2 separate regions of the Homo sapiens genome follow, and region 1 is linked to region 2. The links are chromatin contacts, found by Hi-C in ENCODE. All regions are on one chromosome and are shown on one strand. Each heading gives the region's core, a stretch centred on a gene start or an enhancer-like site at or near the end of the contact. The rest is flanking DNA. Distances are from core to core; before and after follow the strand shown. Region 1 holds the start of TCP11L2 (t-complex 11 like 2). Region 2 holds the start of BLTP3B-DT (BLTP3B divergent transcript).

Region 1 (5,140 bases), core at 1,207-3,706, 6.2 Mb after region 2:
TTTGAGGGAACTGCCTTATATTTTACAGCACTCCATTTTTTCAAAGTGTTGTTTTTGTTTTGTTTTGTTTTGAGATGGAGTCTCGCTCTGTCGCCCAGGCCGGAGTAAAGTGGCGTGATCTCGGCTCACTGCAACCTCCACCTCCCAGGTTCAAGCGATTCTCCTGCCTCAGCTTCCAGAGTAGCTGGGATTACAGGTGCGTGCCACCACGCCCAGCTAATTTTTTTGTATTTTTAGTAGAGACGGGGTTTCACCGTGTTAGCCAGGATGGTCTCGATCTCCTGACCTTGTGATCCACCTGCCTCGGCCTCCCAAAGTGCTTGGATTACAGGCATGAGCCACCGTGCCTGGCCCAAAGTGCTTTTATACACAAGTCAGGCCAAGGGCAGTTGGTCAGGTAATTCACAGAAGGGTTTTCAGATAGCAAGTTATTTAACATTAAAGTAACAGAAGATAGTATTTCCAGCATCTTTTCTTATCTCAGCTTGGTTCTCTGATGTTACAGTTGAACTTGCTTTGACAAAAGCTGCTTTCCTGGTGGCTTTGAGAGCTACATATCTGAACTTTAAAAGAAGTGTCATGCCTAGGATCAGGCAGCTGGTCACTCCAGTATAAAGGACAACTACCCTGACTCATGGTCACCTGCTCCAACTTATGTCATAGCTCAAAACAATACTTAAATCCTTACAAAGCTAACAAAGGAAGTAATGTTGCCATGTGTCATTGTCACAGAATTACCAGAAGTTTGGGGGATTTGGGTGTTCATCTTTCTATTGTGGAGTTTTTAGGGTGGTGATGGCAGTTGTGTGGTGGTTGTCATTTGGCAGGAATTGAAATTGGAGGCTTCTGTCATTCTGATTACTTATCCAACGAATGACACAAATAAGAGCATGTTTGTAGGGAAGAACTCAGGTGGGGACAGCACCTTCTATTTAATCTCTTAACCTGTATTATTAGGTTGTATATTTTAGGAGAAGAGAGGAAAGTGGCAAAAGGAGGCACAGATACAAATTTATACAGATCACCAGCTAAGTTTGGCCACAGTGGTTTGCCAAAGAATTTCAATAACTAATACTTAGAGTGCTTACTGTGCACCCTGCTAAGCACTTCACATGCTTTATTTCACTTTATCCTCAAAATAACCCAAGGAAATAGCTATCATTGTTATCCCCAGAGACCAAGATCTCATGGATAGTGAATGTCAGAGCCAGGACTGGAACCATAGAGGAGTCTGTGTTGTAACCACTGAACAACTGACTTTCTACCCTGCTTTAAAATGTTGCCTGTTGTTTGTTGTTGTTGTTTTTGAACGGTGGTGGCCAATCTGCCTCCACAATCCAGACATAATTTCGGCACTAAACAGAAATACTTTAGTCTATACAAACTTCATGTAAGTAGTTCCTGCATGAAACTATTTCCCAAGTAATACAGCACCGATTTACACCTGGCAGAAGGCATAGTTTTGATGTGAACAGTTGGGGGAAGCTTGTTTCTCTACACCCTCAAGCACGCCCACAGCAGGAGCTGAGCAGCAGGCCAGACGGCACAGAGCCCTCCTGGGACTGGTTATTTACATTAACCAAGGTGGAAACTTCTCCCGGAGATAGGTGCTGCCAAGAACCCTAGAGGAAGTAAGACGCTTTATCTTTTGCACGCACGCCAAGTCTTCAGAGGGCCTGGATGGGTGTGACTCCAAGGAGCTAATCGTCCCGTGCAGGTGCAAATCTAGACCCGTGTTTATGTGGAGGTGTAGACGCAACTGGAGATGACCCGGTTAGTGGCTGACGTGCGTGGGAAAGCCCACCAGCAGCGTTGTTGGTTGGGTTGTCTCTGTAAGTGTGGACAGTGTGTTGGTGGGCACCCAGTTCCGATTGCCCCGTCTAGACAGGGGTGTGCGGGCACTCAATGTTCCACGCGCGGCCGGGAGCTCGCAGTGTGGTCCACGCCAGTGCGCCTGGAAGCCCAGGGGATCTGTCCGGCACTCCACTGGAGGCTTGGCCCGCGGCTTCGCCCACCTCCCCAGAGCCCCGCTCAGCCCCCGCTCCCCCCGCTCAGCCCCCGCTCAGCCCCCGCTCAGCCCCCGCTCAGCCCCCGCTCAGCCCCCGCTCAGCCCCCGCTCAGCCCCCGCTCAGCCCCCGCTCCCCCACTCGGCCCCGCCCCCAGTGCCCTGGCAGGCCCCGCCCCCAACGCCGGGCGCTCCCGTCGGCTCGGCGGCCTCAGTTCCGTAAACACTTCTCACCCCGCCCCCGGCAGCCCGGACCGCACCACTCGCCGCGCGGGGGAACCGTGCCCTCTCGCATCCGAAACACCCTCCCATCCGAGCTGTTCTCGGCCTCTCTGGTTCAAACTGACGAAGACTGTTTCTCTAATAGGTTCAGTCTGTGAGCGCTCGGCTTTCGGAGACTGAAGGGCCCTGGATCCCCTTGCCCCGTCGCGCCGTCGTCCCCCCGCTATCCGGTTTTGTGATGGCCGCGCCGTGGCTGCCTCCCTAGAGTCCCTCAGGGCCCTTTAAATACCGCGTTGGGGGGGACACTGGGGCTGGGGGGGTTTGTTGGGCTGGTGAGTTTTCGAGGTGACTGTGCTGTGCTCGGTGAGGGGACGCCCAGAGAGCCCTGACCCGGGGTCACTCCGTCGCCGTTCTCCTCTTGTCTACGTGCTGGACCCGGTGCGTATCCATCACGGGGGAGGCGTTGCCGGCTCGGAGGTGACCGGCCAGGTCCAACGGAGGGGACACCGCTGCAGCCCGAAGGCTCCCCTGCCCTATCTCGGAACTCCATCCTGGGAAGGCGGGGTCAGGGGCCATCAAGCTCGGCTCCTAGTTCATGTCTTCCCACTCCGCGTCCCCTTGTTTGACCTCGAACTGCCGTCCCGCGTGGGAGCGGGGAGCGGGGCACCGAGTGGCCGCCCCGCGTGTCGGGGTGGACACGGACTTCGGGCCTCGGAGGCCGCTTCGCCGCTGTTTAAATCCTGCTGGACAGGTACCAGCGGCATCCCGCCATCAGGGGCCCAGGGCACCCCCTTCCCCCACACTCCTCGGCCGGGCTGGAGTAGGGAACTGAGCCAGGGTAGAGGCAGGGCGGGCCCGGCAGCGTGTGTTTGGGATTTGTTGCCGTGGTTTCCCCGGCACTCAGCTCTGCCTCCGCCGTCCCCTCCCCCAAGGGTTTGTTTTGACAGGAAACCTGGTGCTGCTGGAGGGGAGGGGCGGCCAGAGGACGTGGGTGAGGTCGTGCAGACTGCTGCTGCGTCCCCTTGCCGGGACCTTTGGTTAAGGGGAAGAGGTGGAGAAAAGCCGATTGGGCCTGGGCTCGAACGCTGAACCCTCAGGTGTTGCTTGTGCTTCCCAAAGCTGCTACTGTAGGTGGCACCACTGGGGGTAATAGCAATGATTTGAGGTGGCATATGGATGAACATAGTTACTTGTTTTCGTTACTATTAAGAAAATCTGTTCCATTAAGTAAGCAGTTTCACAATGATAGAGTTTCCTTTTAAAATAAATATATTTAAATGCAAAAATCTAGTCAAGATAGAGACGCGGTTACTAAATTATAGTAAAGGTAAGGAGGGAGACGTAGAAATAGTCATGAAGAGTGGCACTCAAACGACTTAAGTTTGGGAAATCTTAGATGGTTGTCCTGCTACCTTAACTGTGAAGAAACTGGACAAGTTGTCCTTGTCCCCAGTGGGTGTCTCAGCACCCATGGTCACCAGCCCAGTCAGGGACTTTGCTCTTCTTACCTGCCAACGGATAATGAGTTAATCTCAGTGGTTCCCACTTGAGGAGGCTCCCTGCCGTGGTCCTTTTCCTCTCTTCTCTAGGGATTTCATGCATCACCCTGACAGCCAGTGGAAGTTGCCTGATTTGAAGAGGCCCAGGGCCGAAGATACCCAGTCATGTGTGGAAGCAGCTTCAATGCCATTTTGTGAGAGGTTGAGGGCCCCAGAGGGGGAAGCACAGGTATTAAAACAAAACAGACCAGCAAGTGTGGGAGGAGTGCTTTCAAATGTGAAAAGTGCCAGGAATCCTTCTCCCTGATGCTGTAATGCCACGTGTAACGTGAACATCTGCTTTGTGGACAGTGACTGGCTTGTTGGCTTTTATCTAGCTCTTTGTTGGTTCTAACTTGATGAAGACCAGTATTGTCTAGATGAATGGTATGGGCCCCTATCCCTCTGCTCTATGGTTTTTGCTTTGCTGTGGATGAATAACTTTAGTGCTGCTATTTAAGACTGATTCTAAAGCAGCATTTTGCAGAAGATGGAAATTTTTCACATCATCTGCAATTTTTTTCTTTAGAGCCCAGACTTAGTCCTCTGACTCCCTTCCCTTTACTACACATATGTGAAGGCTTGTCCTTGCAGCTGACCTCGATCTAGTGTTGAAGGATGGTACACACTAGAAGTTTCTTGAAATTTCTTTTTTGCGTGAGCTAACCTTAACTGGATGGGTTCAATTCCTCAAGGCCCTGCTGGGTAATCTGAATATTTCACTCCAAAATGTTTATGACTGTAAGCAGTTAACCTTTTTGCTAATACGTGGGGTCTAACTAGGGATTTTGCGGTGCATAAAGAATGGCTCCCTCCTAGAGGATTTTCTGTCACTGTAGCGGGGTGGTGAAGAATTGTTTTGGGTGACGTACTCCTTCAGTGATGCCCTTCACAGAATAGCACTTGAGCAGCCATACCAGGATAAGATCAGCTTGCTACCACATGTGCAAGTGTCCACAGGGTGATGGGTAGATGGATTTGGCAGAGTGGGAGTGGAAAGAATGAGCAGCACACCAAATTTTCTCCAGCCAAACTGGAGTGGTAGAGAGCATGGGTTTTAGGGATCCGCTTCCTGGATTTGAGTTGTGCCTCTACACTGCTGTGAACCCTTGGGCAAGTAACGCAACCTCTCTGGGCCTCAGGATCTTATTATAAAATGGGGATAATACTGATACATTAGCTAACAAGGTTATAATAAGGATTCAAGGAGATAAAATATATAAAGAACTTATCATAGAACAGTTATTGAGTGCTTATTACTACCTCAATAATAAGCACTCAATTACTGTTAGCTGTAATTGTTGTTATTTGCTACACGTGAGTTTCTTTAACCTCCTGGAACTGTGGGTCTTTGCTAGTTTGAATTTTTGGTGCC
Region 2 (5,376 bases), core at 1,189-3,688:
ACTGATTGAAGCCAGGAGGCAGAGGCTGCCGTGAGCCGAGATCATGCCATTGCACTCCAGTCTGGGAAACAGAGTGAGACTCTGTCTCAAAAAAAAAAAAAAAAAAAAAAAAAATATATATATATATATATATATATAAAATAAAATAAAAACTAGCCCTAAAGACTCAATTTTCAATATATGGGTGTTTTCTATCTCATGCAGTAAGCCATTACATCTTTGTTCTTAATTTTTTTTATTATACTTTGGTATGCATGCTCTTAATTTTTAAGAGCCCCTCTCAAATGGAGTTCTATAAAAGAATTAAACTCTAATGCACTATCTGTTGATTGAATTAACTTTTCTTCCAAGCATCTAGAGTGGTACTAGCTATGCAGCATCATCCTTGGACGAGTGAGAAAGTAGGCATTCAAATCATTTTCTGCAGATCTGTATTTTCTTGTGGAGCTGGGTATGAGAAAGGCGGGAGGACATAAATTAAAAATAGATAAAACCTTCCAAAATAAGATAGTTCAAGATTGGGCCATATATATAATTTTAAAAGAAACTTTTCAATGAGTGATAACATTAAGAAATACATATTCATGCAGGGCGTGGGGGCTCACACCTGTAATCCCAGCACTCTGGGAGGCCGAGGACCGCGGATCACCTGAGGTTGGGAGTTCAAGACCAGCCTGGCCTGGTGAAACCCAGTCTCTACTAAAAAAATACTACATATATACACATATATATGTGTAGTGTATACACATATATATGTAGTACACATATATATGTATGTGTATATATGTGTATATATGTATATGTATATATGTACATATGTATATATATGTACACACACACACACACGCTGCTATACTTTGCTACTTTTAAGAAAAGTGCTATATCTTATTCAGTATTATAAGTGAGGAAAATATTTGCTGAATCACAGAAGTAGAATTCTGTTCCCAATATATAACCTGTGGTATAAGACAATCTGGGGAATCAAGAATTATGTTTACTATACAAGTCTATAATCATACCCGTGTCTTCCCAAAATTAGTTAAAATTAACTTACAAATCGAACAGAAAGGGATCCTAACCAAGGGCTTTGAGTTCGCTGGTAACAACTTGGAACAAGAGCCTACATTTAGCCTGTGTCTTGAGACAAACACGGAGAAGCCAAGAGCAGTAACAAACTGCCAGCCTTACTGAGTCATGTTTCTGACTAAAACCGCGTTATGAAATGGAGAGAATGACATGTCTTGGGTTTAATCACCACAGATGTTAACTCCCTGAATTTTAGAGTTGCAGAGGAAAAAGAGCAAAAACCAAAAAAAAAAAATGTTCAGTAATAATGATGTGGGTCTCATAGGACTCCAGAAAGAACCTGCCAAAGCTGCGAACTCTGCTTATTTACCTAAAACAAATCCTAACTGTGCAAACAGGCACACCCTCTGATGCCACAGAGCGGGAACGCCAAGGTGGGAGGAATTCAGAACAATCACAAGGTTAACGTTCCACTGAGAACACAGCCTCCACTGAGCGTCCACACTGCGCCAGAAGCCCTCGGTTAACGGAACCGCTCTGCTCCAAGGGGAAGGAGCACCGAACTCGAGTTAGAGCCCAGCACATTAACCAGGCACTTGGGTGACGCCAGGCCACCTCCAGCCTCCGCTCAGTACCGCACAGAGCCGAGCCGGGACGCCCCCAGACGCCGCGCCGGGAGCGATCCCAGCCCGCCGCGCTCCGCACTCCGGGCTCCTCCGCGCGCCCACCCTGGGAGAAGACGCGTCAGGGGCCGATTCGTGAGGCCAGCCCCCGGCGCCGCCGGCGACAAGAGATCCGGGGCCGCGACCTCTGCCCCGGCCAGAGCGGGGAAGTCCGAAGGTCGCCTCCCGCACAGCCGCCAGGCGCCGCCGCCCCCGAAGCCGCAGGCTGACTCCAGTGCGGGCTGGGGTGGAGGCCGACTGGCGCCGACACCGAGGCGCTCACTGACCTGGAGAGGTGCTTCAAGATTTGTTTCTTGATGATCCCGGCCATGGTACCGAGGCTGGAGACGCCGCGGTCTCGTCCTGTTGCTCACTGCCTCCTCTCTTCGTGGCCGTCTCCTCTCTGTCCCGGCTAGCCCGGCCGGCGGAGAGGCGCTGATCGCTCACGACCGGGAGAGACCCAAGGCCCCGGCCAAGGCCACAGCCGCCGCCGAGAACCCGGAGCATCACGCTCAGGCCGCCACGGCCGCCGCGGGCGCCATCTTGGCTGCAGCATCACCTAAGAGACTCGGTGGAGGGCGGGGGCGGGGCGGCTCCAGGCGGGGCCGGCACGAGGCGGGGCGGGGCCAACGCCGGCTCTGGGCGGGCTCTGGGCGGGCTCTGGCTGGGCTCTGGCTGGGCTCTGGGCGGGGGCGGGAGGTTTGTGGCATTGGCGCCAGGGTTCTTAGCCCTCGCGACACAGGGCCCTTGACTCTCAATACACCATCCTTCTTGGCCTTAATCCTCCCTCCTTCCCTCTGCTGGTGTTCCCGCCTCCATCGCTGACCCGTCGCTGATTTTTACTTCCACGTCCTACTTCCCTTATTCATTTCCTCAGAATGTTTTTTATTTTTTTGCTTGTTTGTTTTTTTTTTTGAGACAAGTCTTGCTCTGTCACACAGGCTGGAGTCCAGTGGTACGATCTCGGCTCATTGCAACCTCCACCTCCAGGGTTCAAGCGATTCTCCTGCTTCAGCCTCCTGAGTAGCTGGGATTACAGGTGCGCACCACCACGGCCGGCTAATTTTTGTATTATTAGAGACGAGGTTTCACCATATTGGCCAGTAGGTCTCGAACTTCTCACCTCGTGATCCACCCTCCTAGCCTCCCAAAGTGCTGACATTACAGGCGTGAGCCACTGCACCCGGCCTCCTTAGAATGTTTTAAGAATCGGCCATTAACTCCTGTGCTTGCTTTGCTCTCTTGACCTACTCACCTTTCTTCATATTCTTCCTTAGGTTTTTGTTTTTGGTGTTTTTTTTTTTTCTTTTGTTAAGGTGTCCTGCCTTTCCCTTACCTAAATGTGGCAATTTAATGTTTCCTTTGGTTATTGCTATTCTAAGGGAAGTAAAGGTTGACAATGGTTCCTAGTAGTCTAGGACCTAGGAATTAGAAGGTGTATAATTCAAGTCCTGGCTCTGGTATTTTCTAGCTGTGTTATCCTGGGGAAAATAATTTCTTTACTATTAGTTTCATTTTAATCATCTGTGAAATAGATTAATCATCAGCCTTACCCACTTCACTAGGTTGAACCTAAAGGTGTAAATATCATATGAAAAGTTCTGTAAGGAAGGAAGGAAATTGTTGAACTAGGGAAAACTGTTACAATTCTACACCTCCACCCCACCCAATCCCAAACAGAGCTAACATTTTCAGAGATTAAAATGACGACTTCTGTCATCCCAGCACTTTGGGAGGCCGAGGCAGGCAGATCACTTGAGGTCAGGAGTTCAAGACCAGCCTGACCAACATGGTGAAACTCTGTGTCTACAAAAAAAAAATACAAAAATTAGCTGGGCATAGTGGCGGGCGCCTGTAATCCCAGCTACTCAGGAGGCTGAGGCAGGAGAATTGCTTGAACCCGGGAGGCAAATGTTGCAGTGAGCTGAGATCAAGCCACTGCACTCCAGCCTGGGCGACAGAGCAAGACTGTCTCAAAAAAAAAAAAAATTACTCAGTGTTAAGTCAAGTTTAGCCTAACACTGCCTCCTTACGTAATTGAGTTCAGCCTAAAGGTTTTTCTGTACATCATGAACTTATGAAAATAAGCAGAGGTATAAACCGACCATAGCCCACACCTGTGCCAATCACTGAGTTTTGGCCAGATGTAGCCAACTGTTCAGACTGTGTTCAAATAAGGCAAACACTGAGCTGTAAGCAATCCAGTTGTTTCTGTACCTCACTTCCATTTTCTAGACCTCACTTTCCTTTTGCTGGCCAGAAATCTGCTCCCAGCATGTGGCTGTGCTGGAGTCTCTCTGAATCTGCTGTGATTATGGGGGCTGCCAGACTCAGGAATCGTTCATTGTTAAACTCCTTTAAATTTAATTTGGCTGAAGTTTTTCTTTTAACACTAGTGATATCTAAAACAGGAAAAGAAATTGTACCACCCCTGAGGGATGTATTAGCAAGATGTGTGGTTGTACATCTTGGGAGTTGGGTGGGAAGTAGTTTACACATAGTCCAATAAGCTGGCCCTTTTTGAAGAATGGAAAGGATAGACGTGTAAGTTGACTACACTCAACATTTCATTTTATTTTTATTTTATTTTTGAGACAGTCTTACTCCATCGCTCAGGCTGGAATGCAGCAGCACGATCTTGGCTCGCTGCGACCTCCGCCTCCCAGGTTCAATCAGTTCTCCTGCCTCAGCCTCCCAAGTAGCTGGGATTACCAGGCTAATTTTTGTATTTTTAGTAGAGACGGAGTTTCACCATGTTGGCCAGGCTGGTCTCGAACTCCTGACCTCACGTGATCCGCCCGCCTCAGCCTTCCAAAGTGTTGGGATTACAGGCATCAGCCACCACACCCAGCTGACTACACTCAACATTTATCATAGATTATAAACCAGGCACTATTCAAGTATCCTGGGGTTGCCTAAATGAAAACAAAAATCTCTGTTCCTGCCATCAGAGTTAACGGCCTGGCTTGGAAGGCAGACTCATGTTACTTACACCTTCAGCTCTGTTAGTAGACTCTGGTTCAAATGCTGGCCACTTTATAACTGTGTAAACTTCAGCAAATTAATCTTTCTCAGCTTCAGTGATCTCATGTGTTAAGAGATATTATTATTAGTAGCTACTGTTAACCTGCCTTATAGCAAACTCAATAAAGGCTAGGTATTATTAATTACTTTACCAAAAACAAGCAAAGTGCTATAAGAACACAGAGGAAGGAGTAATTCATTTGGGGACAGACTTATAGTAGAGGTATTATTTCAAAGATATGAATAAATCCATTTAATTTTTTTAAAAAAATGGACCCTGAAATCAAAGACTTGGATTTAAAACTGAAGCAGGAGGGTTCCCTGACTTCACTCGCAGGACTAACACTAATGCACGAAGTACACAGGGGGGTGGCTCATCTGCTTGGCTACCGAGCACATGCAAACCCCTAATAGGACAGGGAGCACACAGATGGGCAAGTGCAGAAGCCGGAGCAAGGACTTTTGAACTCTGGCCCCATGGTAGCGTCTAGGGGTGGGTAACTGCAACTCCTGAAGCCCAAGTGGGCATGCGTTACACTGCACTCTTTTAGCTTTGTTGTCCACAGATAGCTTAAGTGTTAACTAGCTCAGTGCCCTCTTAGTATCCAGGTCATTGTCAGGCATCCAGAAAGAGGTCACACAGGGACTTGAAGGACGGTGAATG

Evidence for each region. Hi-C counts contacts between places; a loop is a spot of excess contacts on that map. Pooled maps may share reads with other maps.
Region 1: a loop to region 2 is called in a pooled map, with 11 times the contacts of the local background. The contact joins the promoter of TCP11L2 here to the promoter of BLTP3B-DT in region 2. A Hi-C loop is called at or near these places in 5 of 50 pooled maps.

Annotation. Positions count from the first base shown.
Region 1 is chr12:106,300,277-106,305,416 of GRCh38, forward strand. It overlaps TCP11L2 (t-complex 11 like 2), which reads left to right and starts at 2,457. Exons shown (of 10, transcript NM_152772.3): 1 at 2,457-2,665. RefSeq lists a silencer at 2,095-2,214 and enhancers at 2,235-3,120, 2,295-2,374, 2,385-2,524.
Region 2 is chr12:100,140,617-100,145,992 of GRCh38, forward strand. BLTP3B-DT (BLTP3B divergent transcript) reads left to right here and starts at 2,439. Exons shown (of 2, transcript NR_186018.1): 1 at 2,439-2,727; 2 at 3,924-4,055. BLTP3B (bridge-like lipid transfer protein family member 3B) reads right to left here and starts at 2,258. Exons shown (of 21, transcript NM_015054.2): 1 at 1,976-2,258. The coding sequence starts at 2,019. RefSeq lists silencers at 1,673-1,922, 2,243-2,422 and an enhancer at 1,803-2,566.